Linked DNA regions of Mus musculus: region 1 is linked to region 2. A link is a loop called in an ENCODE intact Hi-C map of the cell type or tissue named here. Cell type or tissue: left cerebral cortex. All regions are shown on one strand. Each heading gives the region's core, and the rest is flanking DNA. Links, peaks and the distances in the headings are about the cores only.

Evidence for each region. Peaks named below come from ENCODE experiments on the same cell type or tissue, not always from the same donor. Only the 100,000 strongest peaks of a DNase experiment are listed, where the experiment ranks them.
Region 1: it touches region 2 in a loop (5-fold over the local background); 2 of 42 quality-filtered maps call a loop at or near these places.

What each region holds. Positions count from the first base shown.
Region 1 is chr1:179,134,704-179,150,879 of GRCm38, reverse strand. The region is part of intron 5 of Smyd3 (SET and MYND domain containing 3); the gene reads left to right. Among named protein-coding and RNA genes, the nearest start is that of Gm31349, 190 kb to the left of the region's middle. In left cerebral cortex, for the core only: a CTCF peak has its summit at 8,505 (motif pointing right); DNase peaks (open chromatin) are centred at 6,682 and 8,517.
Region 2 is chr1:178,458,606-178,474,781 of GRCm38, reverse strand. All of the region lies in intron 3 of Efcab2 (EF-hand calcium binding domain 2), which reads right to left. Among named protein-coding and RNA genes, the nearest start is that of Gm31289, 37 kb to the left of the region's middle. In left cerebral cortex, for the core only: CTCF peaks have their summits at 6,344 (motif pointing left) and 10,869 (motif pointing right); DNase peaks (open chromatin) are centred at 6,327 and 10,874.

The DNA of each region.
Region 1 (16,176 bases), core at 4,545-12,544, 670 kb before region 2:
GTTTTGCCCACATGAGTGTCTGTGCACCACATGCATTCCTGGTGCCTGCTGGGGACAAAAAGAAGGCATCAGATCCCCCGAAACCAGAGTCACAGATGGTTGTGAACCCTGATGTGGGTGCTGGGAATCAAACCCAGGTCCTCTGGAAGAGAAGCCAGTGCTCTTAACCACTGAGCCATCTCTCCAGCCCCCTTCCCCACCTTTATTATTTTTTTTTTCTTGATGTGACCCAAAAGCACATTATTCCTTTCTGGATCTTTGTGTGCCGTTCACCTAAAATGTTCCGCAGGATCAGGTGGGGTTCATGTATGTCACCTCGCATGCACGGGGACAGGTGGGGAACAGACGCGGCTGCAGTCGGTGAAAGTAAAAACACGTGCTAGATCTGTTCTTCTTCTGTGTTTGCCTGCAGTGGTGTTTCCTTAAGGAAACAGGTCTTGCCTACAACAGGCGGTTGTGTGAGAAGGGCTGTGTGGACCAAGAGGGTGGCCATTGGCAAAACTGCACTGACGAACACTGAACATTTTTCTTGTTTGTATTTGCATTTATTGCACAGGGACACACACACACAAACACACACACACACACACACACACACTGTTGATAGAGATGATTGCATGAACTCTTAATGTCCTTAGGAGCTTTTCTTGTTGGGGGTAAGAGATTGGGGAGGGAAGTGAGGTGAAAGGACAGATATAAAATTTCCAGCATCACCTAGTGTTTAAATCAGATTCTTGCTTCAAGTCCTATTATATAAACACAGGGGCAAACACTGGGGGTTGAGGGGTGTCAAAATCTCTCCTAAGAAATTCTCTCTGTGTTTATCATTTTATGACTTCAGTGTAAATGGGCTGTCAATTATAGGTTTTTCAGTGTCCAGAAAGAAGATCTATGGAAGACATGCACTGAGTCCTGCCAACACTGTGTGTATGTGTCAGCACTTTTCTTTCTAGCACACTATGGTGCTGATGGCTCTCCGACTTGTTTGCCTTTTTGCTCCAGAAACAAAATAGAGATGTCTTTTTAGCTTATCATTACAGATAAAAACTTAGGGAAGTGTTTGGGCCTTTTGTTAATGGCTTAGGTCTGTCACCCAACAAGCAGCTGATAGCCAGTCATTTTAATTGCTGTTTTAGTTGGAACCTGCATCAGAAGAATTTCCTGGTAACATGCAGGTTCCAACTGCATCAGGGTAGCTCTGGGCGGGGTTTGGTGCTGAGTTTGTAGAGTGAGATAAAGGGGGACTAGCAGCAGGAAGAAATGCCAGCAGATAATAAACAAGTGCACAGACTTCCTCTGGGTCCTCTGAGGCATCCGACTACTGGCATTTCTGTGCTCTGTGCTCGCTGTGTAACCTCTGTATGAATTGACCCCACTGAAAACCATGTAGCTGGGTGGGAAGCAACACACGGCCAAGGAAAGGACGGAGAGTCTTTGGAGTTCAAGCTCTGACACTGCTGCTGCTTTTATGGCACATGGCAGGTCCTATGTGCAGGTCCTGTTGAGGAGAGCTCCCCACTCCAGATGAACCATGGCCTGCCTGGTCCTCTTGATTGGTCCCCTTCCTTATATTGCTTTTTAAATCTCTACCTACAGATTTCCACGATTGCGCTTTGAAACTCAAAGAAGTGAAAGCTAAAGCAGAATAGTAAAAGAAAATGTAGAATTAGCGTGAAGTTACAGTTGGGAGGCAGAAGGTACTTGAACCTGATCCTTAGCCTCTGGTAAATTCTTAAGCTTCATTTCTGTATCATAAAGGGAGAGGGGCCCAGGTCAAGGCAGACGAGAAGATGTAGCCTCTCCTGCTGCTGTGGGCGTACACTTGCGATTCTACTTTTGTAAATCTGTCCTGGTCTTTACAGTGCTGATTGCCATCCCAAATGCAGGGGTTAACGTTGCTGTCTCTGGATTACGTGTGGCTAAGCGGGTGTTGGGGATGACTTCCCTAGTCCTCCTCTGGACACGTGATTCAAGCATGTGCCTTGGAACAGAACGCTCCAGTCTAGGTACTTTCAACAAGCTTGGCTACTTCCATTTTTTGGAGGCTGAGATTCTAAATCAGGATAGTCTCCTTTGTCTGGCTTCTAGCATGACCCTTGATGGTTAAACTCTCCTGGTGTTGATGCATGGAAGAGATCGTGAGGAAGGAAGCAAGAAAGAACAGGCCAAGGCCAGGCTTACTCATTCAGAAAAGATCTAATTGTCTCCTGCCAGACCTACCCATGCTGAAAGTCCAGCATTTACCTCTTACTGTACTGGCTCTTAAAGGTCCCACATCCTTCAGATGCCATGACATCTGGGCATCAGGGGACTAGCCATTTCCAAATCAGTTCGGCGTGTCACATGTCCTTCAAATGAGAGACATCCTCTAATCTTGTATTTTAGGCTCACAGATAAACCATGACAAACACAGCTCTTCTTTGGGGATTGTCACTGTCCCTTCAGCCTATTGAACCCACCATGTCTAATCTTCAGCATTGATGTCTGTAGATGACACAAAGACCTACCAATGATGTGGCACAGTCACTGTCAGATGCCGTCCAACAGCTAGATCTCAGAGGAATTACTTTAAACCTCCTAATCATTGAGTGTGGATACATTTCGTGAAATCTGAGAACTATTTTAAGATGAGGCCTTTACTTTCCCCCACCTTCTTTTCTTGCCCCCATTTGGACTTTCTCTATCACTCTATTTATTCTGTGAATAGGCAAAGAGAATTCAGTTAACTCCTTGCCAAAAATGCACTCAGATTTCTCCTGCAAGCACTTATTTGAATTAAATCAGAGTAGTAGTAAATGAAGAGGCTAGACAGTTTATGGACTTTATTTTAGTCTCCCTGACTTCAGTACCGGGCTCTTGGGGACATGTTGATCTGGCTGCCTGCTAGCTTTAGCAGATGTTTTTGCCTAGGGACAAAAGCCATCTTCTGCTCTTTGAGCACTTTGTGCTGGAGTTGAGCAGTCCCTCTCTGAGTGGAGACACTTCTGCTGTGTGGCCTGCTGGTGAGCTAGGGTGCAGGGGTGGGTGGCATGGGACAAGAACAGAGATCATGCTTCAAAGGTCCCTTTTTATGTCTACACAGGCAGATCATTGCCTTAGTGGACAGGAAAACTAATTCTATCATTCTAATTCTCAGGAATCCAGAAAAAGGACCAAAACATCCCAAAAGAGCCACATGGGCCATCTCCACTGCTCTTTCTTCAGTCTCCCCACCAGATCCTTACTGATGGTCTCCAGAGAGCCTTGTAACACATATACACACACAAGTGTGTGTGTGTGTGTGTGTGTGTGTGTGTGAGGGGGGGGGCGGGGAGGGAGGAGTTGGAAGGTTTTTAATAAAGAGTTGGTAAAACCTGGTCAAAGAGGCTAAGACCTAAGTCTCTTGCCAACTTCAATCTAACTTAAAATCTAAAAGTTTTTTCCACTTTATAAACAAGTATTATCTGTTGCTTTATTACCCTCATATGTGTATATATGTGTGCATGTATTTATAGACACATATAATAAACACATTTCAGCATTAACTAGAGTGCCAATTAAAAGCACGCAGTCGTAAATATTTCCATGACTTCGAGAAAAGTGAAATCTCATAGTTTATTTTAAAATGCATTAAAATTGAGATCCTAGACTCTTCCCAGAAGTGGAAAGTGCACTTTAACTATAGAATAATTATGATCTCTAGTTTCAGCCTGTTCAGCATCAAAAGCAACACAGGCAAACCGGTAAAGCCTTTGCATGCTGGTGTTTGCCCTATTATGGGAGCCCATGGGTATTTATAACTTCGCCCCGAGCTGTGTGCTCATTGAGAAGGACACTGTGTGAAACCGCTTTGAACATGGTCTCCTTGCACAGCGCAAGGTTATTCACTTCTGTGGCTTTTCTGTGAGTTCTGCTACGTTAGTTACAGGCAACATCCACTGTGCGTGGCCTGCATGGGGCCCTGGCATTGCCCAGCAACTTTGTTTTCCTTGGTGTTCAGCCAGAAGTAGGAAACCAGGAGACTTAATGACTTGCCCAAAGTCACGCTACCAGCAGCCCGAGTCTCTATGATCTTTAATCAGTTCAGAATGTGGCACCTGAGAAGGTCCTGTGGGATTTGCCCTCTGCTGGCCTAAACAGAATTAACCCTTTGGGTTACAGTTTGCTTGAGTGGGAGTGTGGGGAGAGAGACACTCTTAAAAATAAAATCAATTCCTTGTATAGATTATTCATCAGTGTCCCTATATTTTAATCTGATTCTTTTGGGGTTAGGTCCCTGGTATATTTCTTATCATCCTCCTCCTGCCTCAATGTTTATCTCCCTTTCTTGCCCTTTTAGGTGAAACCCAGAGCACATCTTTGGGTATCTTGGAGGTAGGAGGATCTTTATTGCTCCCATCTGTATGTACTCCCTTCCCTTACTTTGAAACTCGTTGAGTTTTGGTCAACTATCCAGATTTTTTTCCACCGTAGTCTGGTTATTAAAATTAGCCTATTTTAGTTTAAAGTTTCAGTCTTGAATCTCACTCAGGTCTTGCTGACTCCCAGTAGGCTTTGGGGTCTGTCTCACTCTCTCTCTGTGCTAATTTGTTCTAGTACCTGTGCTGTGGTGGGTCCAGAAGAAATACCACCCAGGGCAGTGCCATTTTTTTCTTCCTGAGGAAGGTGACACTTGGTCATCTGCTCAGATACCCTCCCTGGAGCAAACGACATGTTGTCTCAGCACATGCCTGTGTGTGTGTGATTTGGGGGTCCATATTCCCCTCTCTGACTCCCATTATCCGACCACTGTACATTGATAGGACATAGGCGCGTTGACTTTGGCTCCAGGGGCCATCCTTGGAGTTTAGGGTTCAGGCTTCAGCAAAATGACTGAAGCCCAGCTTCCTTCTTTGGTGTGCGTGTACATTTATGACAAATCAGAGTGTCCTCCATCCCAGACCACTGCTGCTCTGTCCAGTTTTCAGTTCTCACTCCCTCCTCGGGTGGCATCAGAAGGCTGGCCACTCAAGAACATGGCTGACCATGGAATGTGCCCCAGATGTTCTGGGTAATTCTGGGAATGGGAAACCCTTTTCCTCCAGGGAACTTTTAGGTTGTATGTTTTGTTTTAATTTCATTTTGTGTTTGTTATTTGATGATCATGGTTCTGGGAACCAAACTCATCCTTGCCCTTGCTACCCAAACTCTCCACCATTGAGAGCCTGTTTTAATTTTTTAAACACTCTCCCCATGTTACCCAGGCTGGCTGTAATATCATTCAGTGGCCCAGCCAGGCCTTAAGTCTCCTCAGTAGCTGGAATCACAGCTGCAATCATGGCCCCATCTTCTCATCTCACCTTGAACTTCTAAAACTCCACAAGCCCTTTAAGCTCCTGCTGTTTATAGAGTGAGCAGGAGCAGTGTGGTCTTGGGAAATGGTGGCTGCATTCTGCTCAGCTAGCCTGTGAAGTGGAGAGAGGAGTGGGGGTGGGGGGCTTGGGGAGTCTCGGCCTTCATTGCTGGAGCTACACTAACACTCTCTTTAGTATATGGGGGCTATCACGTCCTTCCTCAGCTCTGGTTCCTTAGAGGAGATTGCTCTGAGCAGAGTGTAACTATGAAAGCAAGATGGAAAGCAAAAAACGTTACAACAAGATCAAGAAAGGACCACGTTCGTGACCTCTGGCCTCCTCCAGCTGCAGTTCTCTCTGCGTTTGAACTTCACAGTGTTATTGCTTTTGTGTCTCAGAGACCCCTCATTCCTTCATCTTGTTCGCAGTCAGATCACCAATAGCTGTGCCCTGCGTGTTCATTGTATTAGGGATGTTGGCAAAACTAGCACAGTTCTGTGGTCTGCACTGAGAGCTACTGAGACGGGCAGGCTTCTGTTGTCTGTGCAACTTCTGCGCTCAGTGGGTCAAAAGACAGGGTTTTGCTGTGCGAGAGGTCGGGGTTCGAGAGATGGGGCTCGGCATTTGTCATCTGTTTAAAGGTTGCTCAATGCAAGCACCAGGAAGACTTTGGCTGAATCCAGTCTCCTTTTGGTTTATTGTGTTTTACTCTCCCAGGGATAAAAAGAACCCAGGGCTTTCCGTGTGTTCCACAAGCACTTTGTCACACAACTGTACCCATGGATTCTTTTGAAAATAACCTTAAGAGTAGTCAGAATTATACATGGTTTGTGTATCACAGCCCACTTTCTGTACATATTTCCTCAATTTATGGGAGAAAGGCGGGTCTTTCTCGGTCTCTCTCTCTCTCTCTCTCTCTCTCTCTCTCTCTCTCTCTCTCTCACACACACACACACACACACACACACACTCATAAACTATGTAACATCTTTGTATGCCAGGCCTCCACCACACATCCTTTCACCTGTGCAGTCAGTGTTCATTGTTTTCTGTTTGAGAAGGACTAGCAGTAAGTAAACGGGCCATTAGGGTGTATTGTTTTGTTTCCTTGTAATATCCTTTCGACTCTGCCTCCTCCTTTTGTCCTCCAGCCTGGCCTGGTGACTGCTGGCTTTCAGCATGCTGGAGGACTGGAACTCCCCAAGGCTGCATTCATCTCCTCGAGTTCACATTATCTTGTCTTTGCTTCCGTGGCAGCCTCTGTATGGAGATGGAGTGCTGTCTCCTGTAGATGAGCAAACCAGAGCTTAAGGAAGTTGTCTAAATCTTGACAGGGAGTGAGCTGAGGAATTAGGATTGCAAATCAAGTCCAGGTCGTGATGATGAAATTGCTCCACCATATGCCGACCGCTTCTCAGCCTCCAGAGCTGTTTTGGTTACCGTAAGGAAAAGCTGTGCTGTGTATCTTGGTTCTTGGGGCAATGAGAATAGTTTATGGTCTTTCTGTTGGACTATCAGTTGACAAAAAGATAGGAGGAGTTTATATTTGTTAAACATCTCCCTCTTTTTTCCTCCCCTCCCCGCCCCCCAGCCCTCCCTTTCTTTTCCTTTTCTGACAGGGTTTTACTATACAGCCCAGACTAGCCTCAAACCCTGAGTTCTCCTGTCTCAGTTTCCTGAGTGCTAGGCTAGGGTTGCAGTTATACCCCCAACACGCCTGGCCTTTATTTATGTTGCTGTGGCTTCTATTTATTAAATAAATGATATTATCGCTTTTGTTTTGTTTCTGGTAGCACCTGTACCGCGTGGGCCTCCCAGGGAAACAGTATTTCCTTTCACTGTATCTTATGGTCCCCCCTCCCCCCACACACACACACAGATCCACACATCTTACCAGTTGGCCCATCCACAGCTCAACCAGGCCTCAACCTTACATAGCCTTCAGGGTGACCTCTGATTCTCAGGGCTCCTGAGAGCAGAGCATCCCACAGCATGAGGAAGCCCGAGAGCCCGAATGCGTTACTTTGTTTAAATTCTTGCCTTGAAGTTCCTTTAGTGAAGGAGCCAGATTGGCAATCCTACGAGAAACAGTTGTGTTTCTTAGTTACGCTGTAATGGAGGGACTATAATTCATGGCCATTAAATTGCTTCCTTTGAAGTATAAGAAAAACCAGAACAACATTTACGGTCCTTTAACCCACAGGATTACAGTACACATGAATTAAAGTCAAATGTGTTATGAACTCTCCTGGTACTGTGGCTGGCAGGACTCCATCCGCACCCCTCACTCATTAACTGGTTGACTTTCAAGTAGAAACTGGGCTGGCGGATGGGTTGAGAGTCAGGATTTCAGAAGGGTTTCCCCTTCTCTCAGTTAGAAGCAAGGAATGTAACTCTGGCAGCTCAACTAAAAATTGAGACTTGTTACTTCTCTGAGAGATCTGTTCAGAAGGCAGCAGAAAGGAAATGAACTTGTAGCATTCCCTCTGCTGATAGGATACCTTGTCTCATGAAATCCTCGCACCACACCCATCTCACACACAGGCATGAGACTAACAAGTCTGTGGTTCTGGATTCCAGTTCAGACCTAAGCCAAACAGAGTATGAACTTTAGCACCCCCCACCCTGTTTTGCTCCCCAGAATCAGTAACAGAAGACACAGAAATACTGATGACACATTTGGGACCCATGTTTTATATGGCCTCAAACTCAGAAATCCGCCTGCCTCTGCCTCCTGAGTACTGGGATTAAAGGAGTGCGCCACCACGCCTGGCTTACACTGTCGTCGTATTTCTTATTGGGGAGTTTCATGCGGAAATTGTGGGTGGTAAAAAGCCGCAGAAAATGGATATTAGGACCTAGTTAGTGACTATATCTGAGATAGCTATACCTCACGTGTATGCTAAGCCTGTGTTATTGTCTTATGACTTTTTTCACTGAATGTCTCGATAAGGAGCCAACACAAAAGGGTAACTATGGAATGGTGTTGAAGTCAGACTGTAGCTATGCCTCCCTTGTCTTGAGAAGTAACCTATAAGACATCAAGATCTGTGAGCATGTTTATTGATAAGAGCGTTCTGTCACCCTAACTTAGTGCCTGGAGTCTTTTCAATGTGGGTTTGATCCTGTATGGTTCTGAAGAGGTCATTAAAAAATAATAATTCCACCACTCCACTAGATGGCACTGTGGTCGCATAGATACACTAGATGCCCCACTGTGGCTCCTGAGAGTGGGTAAGAGCATCCTGTTGGGATGCCCTGAAGCCTAATGGAGTGAGAACTGGTATGTTTTGCCCATCTATCCCAGCACCTCCTTGTGTCTACATATCTTCACTCGACAACATATCTTTGACCTTTACAGTCTTCTTCTAAAGCCCACCCACCAGTCTTCTCTACCAATGAGCTTCCTCTTCTCTTCACACCTCATTTTTCTTTGTTGAATCTACAGCACACTCACATTGCAAAGTGCATCACCAAGATGTCTGTGTGTGGACCCTGCAGTGGGAGCAGGTGGGAGGAGACTCCAAAAACATGGTCTTCCTGCCCAGTAGACTGGAATCTCTCTTCACACCTGATGTAGCAAGCTTTTTCCTGCTTAATTTTGTAGAGAACTCAGTGCTGTCCCATTAATGCTTTAGAAATTCAGTCCTCAAAAGGATAGAGACACTCTCTCTGCAGGTTAGCTTCTGAATGTTTGAGATGTTGGAGATATCATACAGAGCTCCCGTGGTATCTTCTCAGGACCATCTACAACCACAGCAGGATGGGGGAGGGGGGCTGCCAGAGACTGTCTAAATCTTTTCTTTTAAAGCAAGGAGATAGGGTTGCAGAGGATGCCAGGTCTCTTCCCTGTATAACAGCGCTCTGGGCTAAGTTGCTGCCAGCTCCTTAGAAAGAGAGCCGTCCAGTGCAGAGGCAGGACCGATCTGGGGATATTAGTTATTGGGGAGGGGGATCTACAGATCTAAAGATTACAGAACTGCAGACGCGACCTCTGCCTGACTCTCATTGGTAGTTCAAAAGCGGGATCATGGAAGACATTTAAGGCATTTTCAGTCCCCCCTTGCAATGCATTAGTCATCGCTGTGGAGATTTATCCTCGTTTCTGTCTTCAAACCGCAGCTTTCAGGGCCAGGATCATGATACAAAAGAGGCATGCTTCTTCAACTCGGGAAAGGGCGATTAACATTTAAAAACTCCCCAGCTCCTTGTCCCAATAACGAAGTTGGACACTGCCTCTTCCATGGCACCTAGAGCTGGGAGAAACTTGCAAAACACAACCAGTCTGGAAGGTTGAAGATGGGTTGGCAAGAAGAGTAGATTCTTATGGGAACCAAAGTTGTGGGTAGGCAGGCATGTTGGGACTTGCCTGGTGTTATTTTTTCTTCTTGGCGCATTTCATCTTCTATTGACAGAAAGCTTCCTCTGTAGCAGTGCTTCTTGGGATGTCGCTCAGCTCACACTGCTGAGTCCAGAGAGGTTCAGGTGAATAAGTTGGAATTCTGTGTTTGGAACTGACCCGACCCTAACAATGGTTCTGTGGCGGCCTCACATGGCATCATCTCTGTTCCCTCTGTCAGATGAACAGGACACTAGACCTTTCTTTCCTCAGACTGGGCTGTGAATATGTTGCCGAGTATCACAGGGAGTCAGAAAACTGACCTCTTCTTGGCTAGGATGCAGTGAAGCAGTGGCCTGCACCTCCCGGCTATGTGCAGTATGCATGCTACCATCTCGTTTCCCAGCTCTCTGTGTATTGCAAGCTCAGTGAGAGGATTTAAGAAGCACTCATTGATACTATGTGATACCAAGCACGCCCTTTGATGACCTGCAGTTTACCTGTCAAGACAAACTTAGTGATTTATCAACCATCAGCGTGATACTCTCAGGCAATGTGCCTGAGATCTCTGTTATCTTGGTTAGTGAATAGCCTAGACATGAAATTCCTTAATTTGGCTGTGTTGATAAATAAATGGTTTATTGTTTAGGGTGGGGTACACCTCTTTCCCCCTCTCCCCCAAGAAGGTCTTTAAAGTTTGGGAATATTCATGTCATCTTTGAGTGGGACCCTCTGGGATGTAGTAGGGAAAAATGGAAGGTGAGAATCCTGACACCACCACCACACACACACACAGGGACACACAGACACTGGGGGAGAGCTAGGCAAGAATGACTTCAGTCTTTGTCTTCACTTCCTGCTTCCAAATTTCTTATCTGCTCTCTTTCTTTCTTCCTTCCTCCCTCCCTTTTTCCTTCCTTCCTTCCTTCCTTCCTTCCTTCCTTCCTTCTTTCCCTTTCCTTCCCTTTCATCCTCTCCCCTCTCCTCCCCTCCCCTTCTCTCCCCTCTTTTTCCCTTCTTCCCTCCCCTCTCCTCCCCTCTTCCTTCCCTCCCCTCCTCTCCCCTCCCCTCCCCTTCTGTCCCTTTCCCTACCTACCTTCTTTCTTCCTTTCTCCTTTCCCACCCCTCCCCTCCTTCCCCTTCCTTCCCAACTTCCTCTTCCTCCCCTCTTCTCCCCTCCCTCCCTTCTTTCTTCCTTTCTTCCTCTATTCCCTCCTCTCCCCCTCCCTCCCTCCCTTCTTCCTTCCTCCCTTTCTTTTTTTCTTCTTTTTCTTCCCTATCTACTCCATCTCTTCTTCTTCTGGGAAGAATAGAAAAGAATTGACTTATTGGTGTCCCATCTGCCTGGCTTGAGGGTATGAAACAGGGTGGAGCATAAGGAACTAAGCGACTGTTTGTGTACGCCTGTCTGCAGCCTGGCAGTCACAATGCCTCCATTGACAGGGCAGATACCAAGATTTACGTATCTTAATCATTATCAAGAATTCTTGTTCTGAGGAATTAGGCAAGAACATGTCTTCAGTCAGCAATTGTGAAGTGCCAACTAGGAGTCAGGAGCAGTCGCACCTTCTGCCTGTGACTTTCACACCTATCTTCTGAGGTAGCAGTGTTAATCCCGTTTAAGAGCAGAGGGATCAGGACACAGGCCTTTAGGACAACCCACTGGCTCATTACCTAGTGTCTTGCAGAGTTAATAAATGCTCTCTGAATGGAGAAATAAGCAAAATTAGTGATCAAGTCAGGCTTTAAAATCAGATCTTATAGCCTCAGACCCAGCTTTTTTTTTTTTTTTTTTTTTTTTTTTTTACCTCATTGCTTCTCTATAAGAGATTTGGGTGAACCTAAAAGACCCGTTGTGCTCTTTACTGTTCCCTGTACAGTTTGCTTGACTTTGAAGACCATGTTAGCTTCATTGACTCCTTCATTCTGTGCTTTAGCCTGTAACTGCTAACTCTCTCCTTCGCGTCCCTCCTATTTTCCCACAGCTACAGCTTCCTTGTTAAATCTATTACTTCTGGAGTCCCAGCTTCCTGGGTATAAATCTGCGATTTGGTCTGTGATCTGGATGAATGACTTAACCACTGCATCTCTCAGAATCACTAGCCTTAAGCCGAAGATACTAGTATTACTGACCACAAGAGCTTCTTACGAAATTGATGCCAGTAGACATGTACCTAAAATAGGTCTTTGTCATTGTGATGGCTGGTTTTATGTCAACTTGACACAAGCTATGGTCGTTAGAGAAGAGGGAGACTCAATTGAGACAATGCCTCCATAATATCAGACTGCATAGGGCATTTTCTTAATTAGTGATTGATGGGGGTGGGCCCAACCCATTGAGGGTGGTGCCATCCTGGGGCTGGTGGTCCTGATTCTATAAGAAAGCAGGCTGAGCAAGCCTGTAAACAGCTCCCCTCCATGGCTTCTGCATCAGCTCCTGCCTCCAAGTTCCTGCCCTGCTTGAGTTCCTGTTCTGACTTCCTTCATTGAAGAACAGTGATGAGGAACTGTAAGCCACATAAACCCTTTCCTCCCCAATTTGCTTTTGTTCACAGTGTTTCATCACAGCAACATAACTCTCACTAAGACAACTACTTATTTATTCTTTGAGACTTTGAGACAAAAATATATTCATACAATATACTTTGGTTTTGTTTTTTTCTTCCCCCAACTTTTCTCAGCCCCCCCCCCTCCACTTCCCTACCTACTCAACTTAAAGTTCTTTTTCTCTTAGAAAAAAACAAATAAACAACAAAACCCTAGGAGTCCAGTTTGTATTGGCCACCCACTCATAAGTGTGGGCCTTCTTTGTGATGTGGGTGATAACCCTCTTCAGTGAAGAAAACTGATTTCCCTTCACCAGCAGCTATCAGTTGCAGATATCGTCCTGGTTCTGGGTAGGACTTCATGCCCACTTCCTTTCCCTCGGATGGGCTGGGATCTTGTCTGGCCTGAGCTTGTGCAGATCTTGTGCATGTTGTCACGGTCTCTGTGGCTTCACGTGCGCATCTCTCCTGTTGTGTCTAGAAACTGCCGTTTCCTTTGAAGTCATCCGCTTCTGCCTCTTAAAATCTTTCTGACCCACCTTCTACATAGGTCCTTGAGAGGAGGGGTATGATGCAGATATTCCAATTAGAGCACTTCAAAGTCTCTTCTTCCCCACAGTTGACCAACTGTGAGGCTCCGTGTTAATTACTACCTAATACAAGAAGCAGCTTTTCTGATGGTGGCTTAGTGATCACTGGTCTGTGTGGGTATAGCAACATGCCATCTGGGCCTGTTTAATTACTATGTTCATTTAGAAATAATAGGAGTGGATGTTCCCTTAGGGTCTGTGATCTGTTGAGCCTCCGGTTCTTGCCTTCAGTGATAATGCGAGCTGTGTGTATGGGTGTTTTGTCTGCATGTATGTATGTGTCCACAAGCATGCTCGGTGCTCATGGAGGCCAGGAGAGTTATTAGATCCCTGGGACTGGAGTTACAGTTGTAAGCTGCCATGTGGGTATTGGTAGTTGAACCTGGGTCCTCTGGAAGAGCAGCCAGTGCTCTTAACCCCTGAGCCATCTCTCCAGCCCCCTACCCTCAATGATTTTTTTCTTCCTTTTTAAATTGGTGCTGGAATGGACACCTAGAGCTTCCTGTGGCTAAGCAAGTATGGTACCAGTGACTGAGACCCCCCATATACCAATGAAGTATGCCTGTGTCTTAGAGTCACTCTTAGGGTTCTTGAGTAATTTCATCCTTATAACTTTCACATGATTCTCTCCCTGATGTTTTGAATTTTTTGCTGGTGGTTTGGTGGCATCCAGGCTGTTTCTGATAGTGTCTGAGCCATTCCCCGTGCTCCTCAGTGTGCTCCTCCCCATTGCATGGGTTTTGCAATTTCTCCACATCCTCACCAAATTGATTTTTTATTTTTAAATGATAGCCACCTAGTGGTGGTGTTGTGGTATGTCCTTGTGGTTGTTTCAAGGTGTCTGGATAACATATAAGAGCTGTGTCCTCTTAGGAGCCAGGTCGGTCACATCGTGCTTTTGACTGAGAGTCAGTGATCTTCTTGCCTTTCCCAAAGGCAGGTGAGAGATGAATGGATGTCACTTAAACGGCGGCTGAGCCTGGCCTCAGAGGGGCCAGCCCGTGACTCCTCACTCTGGAATCTACTTGTTCACAGGTGTTGCAGGCCTGGCTCCAGCCCAGCACAACATTTTCCCTGGAGGAATGCCACGCTGTGGATTTTCTTGTCTGCAGACGCTCTTGTTGCCAGACCTTACAGACAGGCTCGGGGAGCGTTCGGTCTGGCGGGCCTTGCCAGCTAGTGCCTGTGCATGACCCTTTGGTGGAGCGCTGCCAGGGAAGCCTGGGCGCTTGCAGGCACATGTGGGCGTGGCTGGGCACTCCCCGCCTCTTCCAATTGTTCTTAGATGGGCAAGGCTTCTCTTCTCAGCCCTTACCTTGGACTTCCTCCTGTGTCCCATCATTCAGCTGCCTGAGTCCCCACTTCCTTCCTGGAACTGAAGGTGCTGACCTTCTGCAGAAGGGACTGGAATTGTTCACATACACACCATTTGCATGGCTGAGAGGCTGGGAGGAAGCACTTGACAGGCAGACCTCCCACTTCGACCTGCCCCAGTTTGCATCTTGGATTTCCTCAGGGAAAATGGTCCCTCCTGCTATTGATTCACAGCTAAGATGAGATGTGATTACATAAGCTGAAAGTGCACTGCTGGCCAAGAAATGGTAGCTCTTGTCAGAGACCTCCAGCAGCTTCTCAAAGAGGCAGCCAGCCTTCTGTGATGCGTTAGTTACCAAGCATCATGGGCGTTTGATGAGTGAGGCTTAGGAACATTTAGATAAATGCTTTGTTTTGTTTCATTTCTTCATGTTTTCTAATAATTTAATTTTTCAAAGTAGCAATTTTACCTGTGTTTCTTTTATAGTGGGTTTTTTTTTTTTTAAGAATTTTATTTTGTTTGAGATAGGGTTTCATTATATAGTTGATGCTGGTCAGAAACGCACTATGTTGCCCAGGATAGCCTTAAACACACAGCAATCCTCCTGCCTCAGTTTTCTAAGTGCATGCACCCATCCAGTTTTTAAAGTGTCTTCATGTTTTTACTACTCACCCTCACAGGCCGTCCCATTATTCTAACCTACCTGGTGTAAGGGGAGGTGACAGGTCAACTAAGGGATCCATATTCCCAGCCAAGGATGCAAACTTGACTTGCTGACCAGGATCTTCCCTGCCTTTGAAACAAGCCCAGAGCTGCCTGCAGATGTTTGTAACTCAGATGTGGGAGGTGAGTGACTGTGTGACAAGAAATAAGCTCCAAGCACTTGGCTCCAAAACATGTCAGGGGAAAAAATGCCCATTGCAGAAGACAGACAGGGAAAAAACATGCGCCCCAGGAAGCTAGCCGCCCATGTGCCCTCTAACAGTCGCCTAGTCAGAAACCCGACTGCCAGGTGCTCATTCGCTGTGTGTGTGTGTGTATGTGTGTGTGTGCATGCGCATGCACGCGAGCTCTGCCTGTGTGTGTACATGGGTATGTGTGTATTTTTTTGTATATTAACATTTTTACTGCTCTGGGAGTTTCATGTCATGCACTCTGATCTTAATCCCTTCACAGTTCCATGTCTTCCCGCTTGCCCCTAAAAGAAGTAAAAAATAATTTTAAAACGGGGAGGGGAGAGTCCATTTTTGTGATATCTGTATACTTGCTGGAACATCGTCAGATTCTTAGTAGCATGTCCCTTAAATAGAGCTGAGCCCTTCCCTCCCCACACCTCTGCCCAAACCCATCAATTGTGAAGAGTTGCTCTTTGGCTTTTTGACACACTTTTTTAGCTCAGTTTTCCTCATTGGATATTCGGGCAAATTTTGTTGTTGTTGTTGTTTTTGTTTTTGTTTGTTTTTTTGTTTTTGTTTCTGATGTAACATATGGCCATGCCCCAGTTTATATCAGATAAACTTAACAGTTTCTTTGAAGTAGCACTGTCTAGTCTGGATAAGGACAGTTATAAATACCAAAGAGTCAGCAGTCACCTATATGAGAAGAAAATGAACGAGTATATGGTTATTGCCACAATACATTTCTACAAGCTCCGTGGCTATTAAAGCCTATAAGTTATCACCTTCAGTTTCGTGGACCAGGAATCCAGCCTTTGCTTTTCTGAACTAAAACTCAAGGTGTCAGCACGAGGTTCTAGGGGAAATGTGCACGAGGACCCTTACCGGCTTCTGTCTACCATTGTAGTTCCTCAGCTCAGGGCCTCTCCCTCTGCCAGGGCAAGGCAGGTCAACTTAGTGAGAAATCTGGACCGCAGGACATGTCCTCTCCCAGGGGATAAAGTGGAATAATGGACTTCGAATCATAGATTCCTCAGCTGTGGTTTGGCGTGCACACTCCCTTAGTACAGTTCTAAGTACTGGTGTCAGTAACTAAGTCACTTCAGAAACCTGTGCCCAAGGTCCCCATGACTGTAGGAATAGAGGGATGTAGACCTAGGGAAGATGCCTCTCCTACC
Region 2 (16,176 bases), core at 3,276-11,275:
CGGGGCATGCATCGTGCTCATGGCACTTGTTTTTGCTAGGAGAGACACATATAATTCAAAATACCACAGCACTAGCAGCTGAGGATAGCGCTGTGCTTGCCATGCAACCAGGGGCACCTGAACTCAATCCCGGGCGCCCACATTAAAAACAAGGTGTGTAATTGCACAGTGGATTATCACTTACAGTTAACCTCTGGCATGTGCATGCATGTACACACAGCAAACAATACCAAGTATCCAATCTGTTTCACTGAGGGAAAGACCCTGTCTTTTTAGGATGACCTAAAACTTGCAGTGATCCTCCTGCAGCCCCACAAATGGTGGCATGTCAGACCTGAACCACCATCCCTGGCTTGAATGTCTAATTCTGGATATGTACAAACATGCGGAGAAGGAGTGTGGGTCTAGAGGAGCACACAACACAGGAAACTTCTCTGGTCTGGGCATCAGGGAAGTCACTGAAGAAAGTGCTGTTTGCTCTGGTTTTCAAGGACAAGAAGACTAAGGCTGGAGTACAGATTCCAACAGGCTCAGTTCTTCAAGGTGATGCTGAAGAGTGACAAGGCCTTATCATTTACAAGATTTCCATTCCCTGTTATCCCGAGAACAATGTAAAATCACTGACAGTCTCATGGGTGGGTGTGTATTGGAAAGAACACTGTTGTGGGTGAGGCAGCTTCTTCAGATATAGAAAGATTGTGCAGACAGGAGTGAAGGCCATGAGGGCAGTAGATGTTATATCCAGGAGACCTTTGAGAAGACTTGACAGGGCTGACTACAGTCACATGTTATGGATAAGGGGGTACAGAAGTCTAGGATGACCCCCAATTCTGACTGTTTTTCTTTGAAATGAAGAATAGTGACTAAGATCAAATGATTGCCAATCAACATCTCAAGGACCAACCTACATCTCAAATCATTCTTATACTTATAAAGTGCTTACCTGAGTAATAGAACTTTGTTCTGCCCACTCTAAGGTAAGAGAATACGAATCTAAAAATGAGAGATTTTGGTATCCAGCATTGTAGGATGAGAAGGAAACAGGTCTTTTCACCTGCAGTTCAACTATGACAGACTGACTAACAAAGCTCTATTGACCTAAACTTCCGTGTCAGGCAATTTATAAGGAGCTATAAATTTTGCACTCTCTTTCAAAAATGCTATTAAAAGGCTCATAGATCCCAATTCAACAGATGAGCTTTAAGGAGATTTATTGATTCAACAAAAAATAAATCTATAAGTTGCTATTAAGTGGGAAGCCCTGCCATTCAAATGACAACTCTTTTTAATGTTCATATTAAGAGTCATACCTCATATGAGTAGAGTCTTCAGACTCCAGGATCAGAGAGTCAAACCTATCTAGAGACATCATGTTTCATAATTTCTGTACCCATCTGTACTGGCTAGTTTTGTGTCAACTTGACACAGCTGGGGTTATCACAGAGAAAGGAGCTTCAGTTGAGGAAATGCCTCCATGAGATCCAACTCTAAGGCATTTTCTCAATTAGTGATCAAGGGGGAAAGGCCCTTTGTGGGTGGGACCATCTCTGGGCTGGTAGTCTTGGGTTCCATAAGAGAGCAGGCTGAGCAAGCCAGGGGAGGCAAGCCAGTAAAGAACATCCCTCCATGGCCTCTGCATCAGCTCCTGCTTCCTGACCTGCTTGAGTTCCAGTCCTGGCTTCCTTGGTGATGAACAGCAGTATGGAAGTGTAAGCCGAATAAACCCTTTCCTCCCCAACTTGCTTCTTGGTCATGATGTTTGTGCAGGAATAGAAACCCTGACTAAGACAAACTGGTACCAGCAGAGTGGGGTATTCCTGTGACAACCTGACCATGTTTTGGGGAGGTCTGTGGAAGGACTTTGGAATTTTGGGCTTGAAGATCCATTCGTTGTTAAGAGCTCTGTCAGATGTTTTGTAGGAGCTTGGAAGATAATGTTGAGAACAGTGCAGAAGATGGAGGCCTGGCTTGTGAAATTTCAGAGGGAAAATTAAAGACTCTTTTCAGGGCCATTCCTGTTTTGATTGTGAAGATTCTGTAGTTCTGGTTAGCTGGGGCTGAAGAATCAGCTGTGATTAACAAGATACCAGAACTACTAAAGCAAAAACTTTGCATTACTGGGACTATTGATGCTGGTTAGCTGGAGCTAAGAAATTAGCGGTGATTAAGAAGAGACCAGCATCATTGAGGTGACATTTTCTGGGAAGTGTTTTCTGAGAGCACAGTGGCTGTGTTCCAGATATAGCCAAAGTTGTACATTGTGCTGTGGCTGGACTTGGTAATGTGTAAGGGTCACCCAGGTGGTACTGGTTTTGAAGGCATGAAGGAGTTGAGCAGAGCAGCTGAGGCTTGGCACTGTGAGAGGCCATGGAAGGCCATTGGTGAAAGTGCAGCCTCAGTTGCAATTGATGGCCCAGGACTGAAGGGGTCATGCAGTGTTTTGGAGATGCCAGTACCATGAGATGACCACCAAGAGCAGCAGCAGCAGTGGATTACAGGCATCTGGAGCCTAGAGGATGACGCGTGTGCTACAAAGGGCATGGCTGGAGAAGTGACCCAAGCCCTTGGAGGAGCCCAGAAGATCGTGAGTTGGATCCCAGACATTGGACGGTTGGAGATTGACTTTTGCTTTTGATTGTGACTGTGCCCTGATATTTTCCCTCTTGAAGGAAGAAACTGTTTTAGTGGAGCCCACAGTTAAGAGACTTTTAATTGTAAAAAGACTTTGGATTTTAGAAGATATTGGACATTTTAAAGGGATTGACTTTTAATATTAAAGACTGTGGGACTTTTAATGTTGTTTAGATCTTGGGGGTGAATAAGAAATTAAGGGTTGAGGCTTACTAGTGATGTGTTTGTGTGTCAAGTTGACAAGGGGTCAATTGTACTGGCTAGTTTTGTGTCAACTTGACACAGCTGGGGTTATCACAGAGAAAGGAGCTTCAGTTGAGGAAATGCCTCCATGAGATCCAACTCTAAGGCATTTTCTCAATTAGTGATCAAGGGGGAAAGGCCCTTTGTGGGTGGGACCATCTCTGGGCTGGTAGTCTTGGGTTCCATAAGAGAGCAGGCTGAGCAAGCCAGGGGAGGCAAGCCAGTAAAGAACATCCCTCCATGGCCTCTGCATCAGCTCCTGCTTCCTGACCTGCTTGAGTTCCAGTCCTGGCTTCCTTGGTGATGAACAGCAGTATGGAAGTGTAAGCCGAATAAACCCTTTCCTCCCCAACTTGCTTCTTGGTCATGATGTTTGTGCAGGAATAGAAACCCTGACTAAGACACCATCAGTATGTGAACAATTTCTTTAGAACCCTCTAAGGGCTGAGGTGAGCAGTTTGACAATTCATGTTAATGCAGCTGTGTTGTACTTGGGCAATAGTCTGAAAACCCAACACACAGAAACTTAAAAATTAAATATCTGGCACAGGTGCAGCTCAATGGTAGAGTGTTTATGGACTCTGTGGTTTAATCCTTGGAGCAGACTTTGTAAAAGTCAATCTCTTGTGTCTCCTAGAAACTTCAGAGACACTATACTCATGAAGTTTCACCAACATGGCTGCCTACACATGACCTGAGCAAGGACAACACCAACAGATATGCTAACATGGAAGAGACAAAGTTGAAGAAGCCTCAACCCTAGACAAAGCACTACAGGCACCTAATGACATTCTGCCACCCTCACAGATCAGTGCCTTGCTCAACCATCGTTAGAGAAGCACCCTTCTGGAGTAGATAGGAACAAACAGAGAACCACAACTAGACAATGTGCAGACAGTGAGAGACCTTGGAACACGCAGTCCTAAGTGGAATGTCTCCATCAAATCTCTCTCTTCAGGGCTCAGGGAACTCTGCTAAAAAGGAGGCAGGAGGAGTGTATGAGCCAGAGGAGATGGAGGCCACCAAGGCAACAAGGCCCTCTAAACACAGCAGGGCTGACACACATATGAACTCAGAGACTACGGCAGTTGCACAGGGCCTGTGTGGATCTAAGCCAGATGGGGTCTTGTGCTGAGAGGGGAAGTGGACACAGCACCCATCCCTAACTTATACACATCTCTAACTGATAACCACTCACAAATGAAAAATGAGTTTTGTTCAATGGAGTCTCACTGGAGATACAAACCTCTCTTAAGGATGGGCTCCATGCCCAGCAGTAGATGGCCAACACAAAACGAACTCAATGGCATTTTGGGAAGTTTCTTTTTTTTTTAACCTTACAGGTCATATATATATATATATATATATATATATATATATATATATATATATATATTACAATTTCTGATTGTTTTTTGTTTTTATTATAATTTTTAGATGCCCATTTGTTTTCTAAGGAAAGAGAGAAAGAAAGGAGTGCCAAATGAGGTAAAAGGGGGGGGGGGTGCAGAGGATCTGAGAGGAATCAGGGAACCACAAATCATAATCAAAATGTACTGTTTGAAGAAAGTTCTATTTTCTCACATACACAGGTAACTGAGAGATGCTGAAAATGGGAGAAATGGGCATCCAGGGAAGAACATGCTAACTGCTTACCCAATACCACATGGTCAGGTGGTCAGGCCTGAAACATGCATGCCAGTAACATCATATGCACTGTATTTATATATTTAGGAAAGCATATGTATGTAACAACAATTAAAGACAAAGAGGTCATAAACTTAGAGAGAAAGGGTTGGGTACATGAAGTGTTTAAGACTCTAAACTTTAGAGAGAGGAAAGAAGGGGAAATGATGTAATTATAATCTCAAACAAATAAAAAGAGTCTGTCCCAGAAGATCATTTATAGAGCAATAATTTGTTTACATTTATTTATCATGTATATGTGTGAGTGTGGGCATACTTGTGCCACGGAATAAGGAGGTCAGAGGACAATTTGCAGGAGTCAGTTCCCTCTTTCCACCATGTGGAAGGATAGGACTCAGGATCAAGCATCTCACTAGCACACAGTGAAAATATTAAAATTAACAGCTTGATTTTCCCTTCTTATTCCTTCAGAAATTGTTCCAGAGTAGGACAATTGTTTTCATGTCCGCTAATCCTTCTATGTCCCCTAAACAGCTCTAGAACAGACGACAGCTACCTTTACAAAATCAAATCCTTTATCTTACAACAGAGCTTCATCAACCTACTAACTTTAGTATTCCAAAGTGCAGTTCTGTAACTCCATCTGAATTATATTAGAGCTGACAAATGACATATAATATGTTCCTTATGCACCTCCCTGGGTCTCTCATCACTAACAAGCCCTCGGTGATGAGAACATTAAGGTTAAAACTCTACAGATGATTTTTGAGATTTTTTTTTAAAGTTTTTTAAACTGTCTTATTGTTCTATTGCTGTGAAGAGATGGAAACTCTTACAAAAGAAAGCATTTAATTGAGACTTGCTTACAGTTTCAGAGGTTAGTCCATTATCATCATAGTGGAGAGCATGGCAATATATAGGCAAATACCGGAGAAGTAGCTAAGCTACAACATGATCCACAGGGAGGGGGAGGGGGAGGGGGAGAGAGAAGGGAAGGGAAGAAGAGAGGGAGGGAGAGAGGAGAGAGCACACACACACTCTCTGGGCTTGGCATGTCACCTTCAATGACATACTGTCTCCAAGACCACACCTCCTTCAAATCCTTCAAATCCTTTCAAACAGTTCCACTCCCTAGTAACTAAACTTTCATATATATGAAACTATTAGGACCATTCTTATTCAAATCACCACATTAGTGGTGAATGTTAGAGACAAGCTCTAAACAATCAGAATAGCAAAAGCAGGTATAAAGTTTTTCTTTTCTTTTCTTTTTTAGATAGAGTCCTGCTATGTTACCTAGGCTTGCCTTAAAACTCTTAATCCTCCTGCCCAAGCATCTCTAGGTTGATATTATAAGTTTTTGCCATCATGTCTAACATAAATCTTCTTCAGTTTAAAGAGAAAGGATTATACATACACACACAGACAAGCACACACACATACGCACAAACGCACACACACACACACATGCATGCACACACACACACACACACACACACACGTACACGCGCGCGTGCACTTTACAATTTAAAAGTAAGAAAAGGGCTGATAAGGGACTCTGAGGGCGACAACATTTACTGCAAAAGGCTGGTAACTGGAGTTCAGTCCCAAAACCCCAGGAAAGGTAGAGAGAAAGGAACAGACTCCACAAAGTTGTCCTCTGACCTTCATATGTCCACCATGGCATACATGTGCATGCCCAAACACACCACACATATATACATGCACATAAGCACATGCACACAATTTTTCAGTCCATTTTAAATGTTTCTTAGTCCATTTTGAAAATCTAAAATTCTTTCCATGACTCGACACTGCCCTCTAGAGGCCATATCTATATTTCTCTAAATGTAGGTAAGCAATGACATTTAAAACATGACTATTCTAAATACGACATTCATGGAATGTTTCATGAGTGACAAGAACTATTTTATTATAAATGATTTTATATTCAAATAATTAATTTTATTTTAGTATAGTTTTTAACAGAAAGTTGCAAAGATAATAAAAGAATTTTCACCTGCATTCCTATTGCTTTAAATTCTTTAGATATTTTATTGAGGCAAGATTGACAAACTAAAATTATACATATTTAATGAATACTTTAATATACATATAGAGTGAAATTATACATATAGAGTAAAATACAAATAGATGCTTTAATATCCATATAAAGTGAAATTATTACTACAACTCAGGTAATTAGCATATTTATCACCTCGCTGATTTCCGTTTTTTTCTATAACAAGAACAATTAAGATCTATCTTATTTGACTCACTGTGAGTTGTTTAATGTCTACCTGATGAAGCAGTGTGAGTTTTATGAGATAGGATATGACTGCTTTGTGAACCCTGAGAGTTGATGATAACAGTAACACTACCCAGAATACAAACCCTTCTGCTCCTATGCTGTGCAATGAGACCTTTCTTAGAGGGCTCCGTGTAGAAGCTCCAGGCGTGAGTACACCTCACTAACCACACAAACCTGCTTCTTCGGAAGTGTGGCCTTGCCTCGCTGTTTACTGTTGCTTCGTTCTGTTTGTATGATGCTAGAGTCTGGGGAAATGGACCACTCTTAAGGCCAGGCCCCGTGCCCAGCAGTACAACACAAGCAAACTCAAGGGCATCTCTGGACATTCTTTGTCTCATAGTGCTTTGTTAGGGCCTGCCTGCCTGCCTTCCACTTACCTGACAAGTCTTTTGTGTATATATTATGGTTTCCCAGTTCTGTGGGTTTGGGATTCCTGTGTGTTGAGCATGTGTATCTCTGCATCTATAAATGTTTCTTGTGCTTTTTCTTTGGGTGTTTTTCTTCTGTTTGTTTATTTTATTTTACTTTATTTTTCATTGTATAAGCCTGTTAGTTTTCTAAGAGAGAAAGGGTGTGAGTTTTGAATAGGAGGGGAGGTGGTGATCTGGGAAGAATTGGGGGACAGAAAACCATATCAGAATATATTGCATAAAAAAGTCTATTCTCAATTTTAAAAAGTTGACTAGAACTATGTTTGAGCTATGATCTCATTAGTTCATTAACATTCAAGAAAATCTTCTCACAAAATAAACAACCAAAACAGACGTAGAGATCAACATGAAGAAAAAGGATCCTACACAGAGAACTCTGGGAGACAGGAAAGAAGAACATGAATCCAAGAACAAAACAAGTGCCTGGAAACCCATGCCATCAGAAGCAAGAAACTCAGTAAAAACATTACAAGAGTAAGCTAGGAAGGCTGCAGAGAGAAGACAGAGATGGAACAGTCTGGAAGCACACAAATGACCTGAAGAATTCTAAGAGATAACAAGAAGGAAAACAGGTACATAAAAATCAACGCCATAGCTGCAAGGCCTTTTTCTGCAGCAAAGGGATGTAAGTCACTGGTTTGAAGGCCACCAGGTCCTTAATACAAATGAAAGTGCATCTACATCCAGACAAACCATTATGAAATTTCAATTTCTAAAGACAAAGAGAAGAAAAGCAGTCCTCTCCTCCAGACAGGAACTTTTAATTAAGAAATCACTGGGACTGGAGAGATGGCTCAGTGGTTAAGAGCACTGACTGCTCTTCCAAAGGTCCTGAGTTCAAATCCCAGCAACCACATGGTGGCTCACAACCATCTGTAATGAGAAGACAGCTATAGTATACTTACATATAATAACAAATCTAAAAAGAAAAAGGAAGGAAGGAAGGAAGGAAGGAAGGAAGGAAGGAAGGAAGGAAGGAAGGAAGGAAGGAAGGAAGGAAATCACATACAAAGGATGGATCCAGACTATCTCAACAGCATCACCAGGAGTCTAACAACACACAGTGCTTGCTGTGTATTGATGTTTGGTTGGCTGGCTGGCTGGCTGGCTGGCTGGCTGGCTGGATGGTTTGCAGTACTAAGGACTAAACCTAAAGCTTCAGGTGTATTGGCAAGTACTTCATTCTGGACTATACCCTCAGCCCTTTTTGGTTTTAGTTCTTATAATTTTTTGAGACTCTAAATTCACTCTGTGATCCATGCAGCCTTAAACTTGAAATCCTTCTGCCTCAGCCTCCTGATTAACTAGAATTACAGGCCTGTACCACCAAGCCTAGCCCCAAACTCTTAACAAAATTCTATCCCCAGCAATAAAAAAATTAAAAAATAAAGAAGTCTCAAAAATATTACCTCCTTTCTAAGAAGTTATCAAAGAATGTGTCAAATATGAAAGAAATGAGAAATAATACAGAGTCTAGAGGGGAAAGAGCAGTTCCCAGAAACCCCTCCTGACAACTGTGTAGCACATGCAGAGGCTAAGCACCCACACTAGAGGGTTTTACTAAGGACATGGCTGCACTGAGGACCATCAGTATTACAACCCCTGCTATGATGCCATCATTTTATCCAAGATCAGGATTCTGGAAAAAGCCTGACCCAAGTCATCACTGGCGCATCTTTAACACGTGCTGAACAGCTTCTGCTCACTCTCCTGTGGTTCTCCTTGGTGATGGCACAGCCTTCCCTGTATTCCTAAGTAGATGTACTTTAACCTAATCCTAAAATCCAGAATGTAAGGCCAACTGAGCTTAGAAACAAAAACTAAGCATGGCTGACTCCTGATCATGGTGTTCTGCACATTTGACACCCAGTTCCCATCACAGCTCCTCTGGGTAACAGCAATACTGTCATAGTTACTATTCTATTGCTACGAGGAGACACCTTGACCAAGAAACTTAGAAAAGAAGCATTTAATTGGAGGCTTGCTTACAGTTCCATAGGGTTAGTCCATGATCCTCATGGTGGGGAACAGCGGCAGGCAGGAGGCATGGAGCTGGAGCACTAGCTAAGAGCTCACATCTGATCCCAAGTTGCAGGCAGGGAGAGAAACTGGATCTAGCACAGGTTTCAAAACTCACCTCCATGCCCCTATGACATACCTTCTCCAACAAGGACATACCTCCTAACCTTCCTAAATAGTCTATCAACTGAGAACCAGACATTCAAATAAATGAGCCTATTGGGCCATTCTCATTCAAACCACCACAAATGGCTCCTGTGAAAATGTTTTTCTATTTAACCTCTGTTTCTAAGAAATATCACCAGACAAGCTCTACTGCATGCTGACATTCTCCCACCTCCTCTGGCTCTGGCAGTCCCACCAAGTCTCTTGAATGTCTATAGCTTAGTGTTAGCTTCTTAGAGTATCCACAGGACCACACATGACATCCAAAGGGACATAAAGGATACGGGCAGTGAGATGGCCTTCTAAGTAAGGCTGACTCGTTGCTTTATAGGCCAAAGTGGGATGTAGTGCTGTGGACACAGATTATCTGTCTCTGGAAGTCCAGTGATAAAATTTTTATGAGAGGTAACTGAGAACATGCTATAGAGAGGATCATTCTTGCAGGAACCGACATGTCAGCATCCTGACAAGAAGGGAAGAACAATGTTATAAAGCAGCAGCATTTACAAGTGGTACTGAGGCCTGTGGGAGAAGGAGAAACTGGGGTTTTGTTAAGCAGTTGCTAGATGTTAAGGCCACATGGCTCCCTGGCAGCCTATAAAGAAGCACTTGCCTCTTAGAGTAAAAGGCAGACTCTGTCATACATCAATTAAACAGAAGTGGTATAATTCCATGAAGAGGGGTAATAAATAACTTAGTACTGTTGGATATACAAAATTTTTGATGCATATCTTTATTTTTTAGGACATTTTAAAAACATTAAACCATCACTGATGCTTAATCATCAAAGTCAACTTGCTTGTATTAAGAATCACACTGGAAGACAGGTGATAGTTCAGCAGTTAACAGCTCATAACCAAATATTAGAAATCATCTTGGAAACGCCCCTGTGGGTGTGTCTATCAGAGTGCTTCCAGAAAGGGTTAATCAAAGAAGGAAGACCCACCCTAAGGGTGGGCGGCATCAAAGGGACAAGGAGGCTGGGGGTAATGTGACCAGCTGTCACATGTTCCTGCCACCTTCATCCCCTTCCACGATGGACTCCAACTGTGCACCAAATGAGCCTGTCCTTCCTCAGGCTGTTATTGTTAGGTATTTTGTCACGACAAGAAGAAAAGTAACTTATAGACCATCCTTAGCCAAGGCTTCAAAAACAAACAACAAACAACAAACAACAACAACAACAACAAAACCAGGCTGTGGAAAGGCACATGCACTCCAGTTTAGCATCCCTGAAATAGAAAATGCAACAGTTAAAGAGGCATTTACATCATCTGGCAAAACAGGTTCTTATGGCCAGAGTCCTGGCTGCAAAGGCCTGGCATGTGGCCATGTTAGAGAAACCAAGCTGCAGGCCCCTTTCATGATGCTGACTAGGCAAATTCTCTGGAGGCTCTAGGCGTGCACCCATCCCTTTCTAACAGTAGGTGGCACTGTCGTGCTGCAGAAGACTCACCCTGGGCAACAGGCACCCCTTGGGAACTGCCACATCTCTCCTACAAGGTAGACTGAGAAATTGAGTTAAACTCCAGCATAACCCAGCTGGGGAGGCACTGGGCCTAGCAGGGGAAGAAAGTAAGTGCATGCTGAAGGGAGAAATGAAACCAGCTAGTGTGACTAGGAGGCAAGTGTCATGGTGAACAGAGGGCTAAAATACAAGACTGGGGAAGTAATATTGCCTCAGGTGCTTCCCATGACACAGGGCCCTCCCCTCTGGCAAGGAACCCAAGTGGGAAAGACTTGCTACCAGGGTGGTTCTCAGGGACCTGGAATAAATAACTGATAACTAAACAGCACATGAAACAGAAAGGTCCATTTTCTCCTTAGCATGGACTGACTGGGACAGATATGCATGAGCCAGATTATGTCCCTTGGAAGATGGTAGAGGAACAACATACTGTCCACTCAGGGCATCAGGGACATCAGGGACATGCTGCTGAAAACAGCCTAAGCAGCGCTCAGCTCCAAGATGCTCTCCTTGTCAGGGAAGTGTAACTTTAATTTTTTGAAGTGCCTAGTTTTAAAAAAAAAAGATTTATTTATTTTTATTTATATGAGTACACTGTAGCTGTCTTCAGACACACCAGAAGAGGGCATTGGATCCCATTTAGAGATGGTTATGAGCCACTATGTGGTTGCTGGGAATTGAACGCAGGACCTCTGGAAGAGAAGTCAGTGCTCTTAATCACTGAGCCATCTCTCCAGCCCTGAAGCACCTACTTTAAATGCTTTAACTTCCATTTTAGCCCACCACCCACCAGAGGTAGTGGGAAAGAAAGGATACAGGGAAAATAGACCTATTTAGAAAGGTTCTTTGGAGCAACTTCCATCTGTGTTGTCTGGAAATCAGTTCAGTTCACAAGTTAGCAGTGGCAGCTTGATCCACTCGCAAACACCTCAGGGATACATCGGCAGTCCAGTTCGGTAGAGTTGGGATAGCAAACATGAATCAGAAGAGTAGCACTACACAGCAGAGACAGCCAGGCCTCAACCTTGGCACAAGTCAGCAGCAGGAGGGACCAGCAGGAATGCCAGAAGTTCTTGGCTATATCTCACTCGAAGATGAGAGATCCACAAGCATTGCATACTAGTTCTATAAACAAGCCTAGCTCTGCCTCCATCACTGTCTGTCGAGTCCTATGTATGCCCTCCAAACATCACGTGACCTCAGCATGCGTGTCTGTCTCAGCTGACATCACTCTGCTAATCAGCCCAAGTCCACAAAAGCAGCAAGAAACTGCAGCACACCACCAGAAGTTTTTTGGCTCATTTCTCTCTATGGAGTCCTGACAAATGTAGCTCAACTATACAATGTAAGGCAGACCAATACATGCACGTCATTATCAAAGAATCCTTCATCACGTGTCCTTTCACATGCTTGCTTTACCAAAACACTCTTTCTCATGTGTCTGCTTCAGCTAAATGTTCCTTCACAAGTCTGCCTTAGCCTTTCACCTGTGTCCACTTCAGCTAAACATTCCCTCACATGTTTGTCCCAGCAAAACACCATCCAACTGACTTCTCAAAGAATGCTTAAGTTTCCATTTCAGGGAGGTTCACTAGATCACTGGGTACACAAACCTGCGCTGATTAACGTCTACAGGCTGATGTGCCAGCCAGCTCTCTCTGGCCCAAGTAATGGAAACCATGTGAAGCTGTTTAATCACAGAAGCTACGAGAAAACCAAAAACTGAAGTACGATGCTATTCTTGATTATCAACTTGACTATACCCAGAATTAACTAAAACCCAAATGGCTGGGCACATCTGTGATGAGTTTTTTGTTGTTGTTTGTTTTTTGTAATCATTTGAACTGGGAAGATACACTTTTAATCTGGATCTTTGATTTAGGAAGCTAGAACTTTAATCCACATCTTTTGAGGTGGGAAGACCTACTTTTATGTGGACCACATGTTCTGCTGGGCAGCAAACATAAGGGACATGGGAGAAGGAAGCTCTCTTTTTGCCTGCTTGCTCTCAACCTTGCTAGCAAGTCCATTCCATTGCTGGCATTAGAGCCCACTTCTTTGGGATTCTGGCATAGACTGAAAGACCAACTGAGACATCCAGCCTGATGGACTGGACCTACTGGATTCTTGGATGTTCCATTCATAGGCAGTCATTGTTGGATTAGCTAGACCATAGCCCAGCTGAAAGTTATTCTAATAAATATGATATGTATATATTGAAAGACTCCGAGAGGAGCCCCTCGCTCTGGCCTCGGGGATAATAGCGGACACCCAAGAACTCACGAGAGACCAAGCTTGATGCAAACCACATGAAGCTTTATTCGGGGAAAGCCAGAGCTCTGGGGACGACTCATATCCCACACAGGGGTAGAGGAGTTGACCACAAGGGGAAAGGGGTCCCAGTTTTTATAGGCCCTCAGGGGGGAGAGAAGAAGTGGGGAGTAGGGGATTTCCAGATCTAAACAATGTCTATTCTCAAGAAATGGGTATGGGAGGGGTACAAGGAAAGAGTCTAGTGCAGGTGTAGCAACTCCGGATTGGCCCCGGCTGTGGTTGCTGGGGAGATTTTCTGACTCTATCCCAGCAACCAATATCACAAACACCTGGCAATGGGCTTCATCAGTGGGCACACACATGGGTTCAAGGAGTGGCCAGAGCATTGTGCACCTCTATTTTTTCTAAATCAGTGAAGCTAGTTCTGCTAACAATGAAATCTATTTTGCCAATCTCCAGGCTTCTGTGACCTTTTACATTCTGTCAGGATCTTTCATATTATGTGTGTGTGTGTGTGTGTGTATATATATATATATGTGTATATATATATATATATATATACAAACATATATAAACACGCAATTATTCTGTAAAAACATTGAAACTTTTATCTGAAAATTAAATTCTCTTTCATGTGCATGAAATTTGCATCTCTAGCTTTTAAATTTCTCAGCTCTCTGCTTTCTGAAGATCAGAAATCTCCTGAAATAGATCAGTTTTTAAATTCTTCAACATTGATTCATTTGTTTAATATATACATGCATTTGTTTAATATATACAGATATGTATGTATATATAGTTGATATGTATATGAATATAGTATGTTATCATATACATGTATATATGTACATATAGTATATACATGTACATGCATATGTGCATTTATGTACATGCATATATAGATGATATGTATATGTGTGATATGTATGATATATACATATCATATATATGACATGTATGATACATACATATCACACATATATGTATGTATAATATAAACATATCACATATATGTATGTATATATATATATATATATATAGAGAGAGAGAGAGAGAGAGATTCTACAAATTCTGTTACTCTACAGAATACTGAGTAATACACAAAGAGATGCTGAGATATGTTTTCAAGAGCACAGAACATTAACAAAATAGAGGGGCCCAGAAAGACACTGCTTTCCACCCACAACAGGCAAATGTGGAGGAGAAGGCGGCTGAGGATGTCTCCCCAATAAAAAACACAGTTCTATCTTAGTCCTAAAACCTAAATCAATAGTCAATAACACAGGGCATTTTTTGAGACATCTTTTACCTTTCCTGTGTAATTAGTTTAAATTCTCTATAATTCTATTCAAGTTAGAATTCAAAGAACATAGATCTTTAAATAGTCTCTCTCCTCCCAGCTCCTTCGCATTGATGATCCTGGATAGCTCTGACTTAATACCAAGGGCAAGGCTGTTGAGTAACAACAGTGTGCAGTAAGATTCACACTAGCCTTCCTTGTCACAGCTGCTGGCTTTTATAACATCCTATACAGACAGGAATTACTTAAGCAAGCTGCTAATCTTAGAATATTAAACAGATGAATCAATGTTGAGGAATTTTAAAACTGATCTATTTCAGGAGAATTCTCATCTTCAGGAAGCAAAGAGCTGAGAATTTTAGAGATGTATCTGCTCTAAAATTCAAACAGATGAAAGCTACAGAATTTAACTTTCAGATACACATTTCAATGCTTTTACAGACTAATTGTGTGCGTGTGTGTTTGATGATCTAGGTAGGGTTTTTCAGATTCCTAATACATATTAAAACGCACATTCTCCTTTCCCGATCTTCAGTCTCACTTCTTTTCTGTTTACTGGGTACACACTCATTCTTTTTTTGTTTGTTTTAGTTTGATTTTCTAGAGACAAGGTTTTTCTTTGTAGCCCTGGCTGTCCTGGAACTCACTCTGTAGAGCAGTCTGGCCTTGAACTCAGAGATCCACCTGCCTCTGCCTCCCAACACTGGGGTTGACTCCCTCTCTTCCTCCCAGTGTTCCTGCCTTTCCCAGCACCAGCTCCAGCTTAATGAGTAAACCATTTTAAACCAGTCATCTGGAACAAGAACTTTGGGTGGGGGGTAGGTGGATTCACAGGAAAAACAGGCCTTCTCCTCATTTTTATTCAAAAACTTTTAAAATTCTAAAGTAGAAAAAAATGTTTTCTTAGAACTTAGAATTTCTTACTAAATATTTCAAAATAGTAATGAGAAGCTGATGCTACTGCTATGGTTTGTGTCTGAAATCTCCCCACAGGCTCATGTTTCCCACCCTTGTTACCTAACTGGTAGCACTATTTGGGGAAGGCCATGGAACCTTTAGAGAGTGAAGCTGGTAGACACAGGTGGCCAGAGGTGGCCCTTTGAAGGTTACACCCACCCTTGCTTCCAGCTTCTCTGGCACACCATGACCTGAGAGGCTCTACCACGCTTTTCTGGCCACAGTGGACTGGAGCCTTCTACAACAGTGGTTCTCAACCTATGGATGGTTACCCGTTTGGCAAACCTCTAGCTCCAAAAAAAATTTGCATTATGATTCATAACAGTAGCAAAATTACAGTTATGAAGTAGCAACGAAGATAATTTTATGGTTGGGAGTCATTAAAACATGAGGAAATGTATTAAAGGATCAGGGTCACAGCACTAGGAAGGGTGAGAACTACTGCTGTTTTAAAACCATGCACCAAACAAGTCTTTGCTCCCTCAGACAGTCTCTGTCAGGTACTGTGCTCACAGCAATGTGAAACAACTAAGAGTTGCCAAGGTGCTGCTGTCTGAGCAACAGTCCTCCTAAGTTTAAACTACCTGCCTTTTACAGTGTTTGAAAACTGGTTTGTGATATATTATTTAATGTATCTTTGAGATAACTCTGAAGTAGGCATTACTATGGAGAGGTTGATAGTCATAGAAATGAAGTGGCTTGCCCTGTTCTAGAATTAACTGCCTTCCCC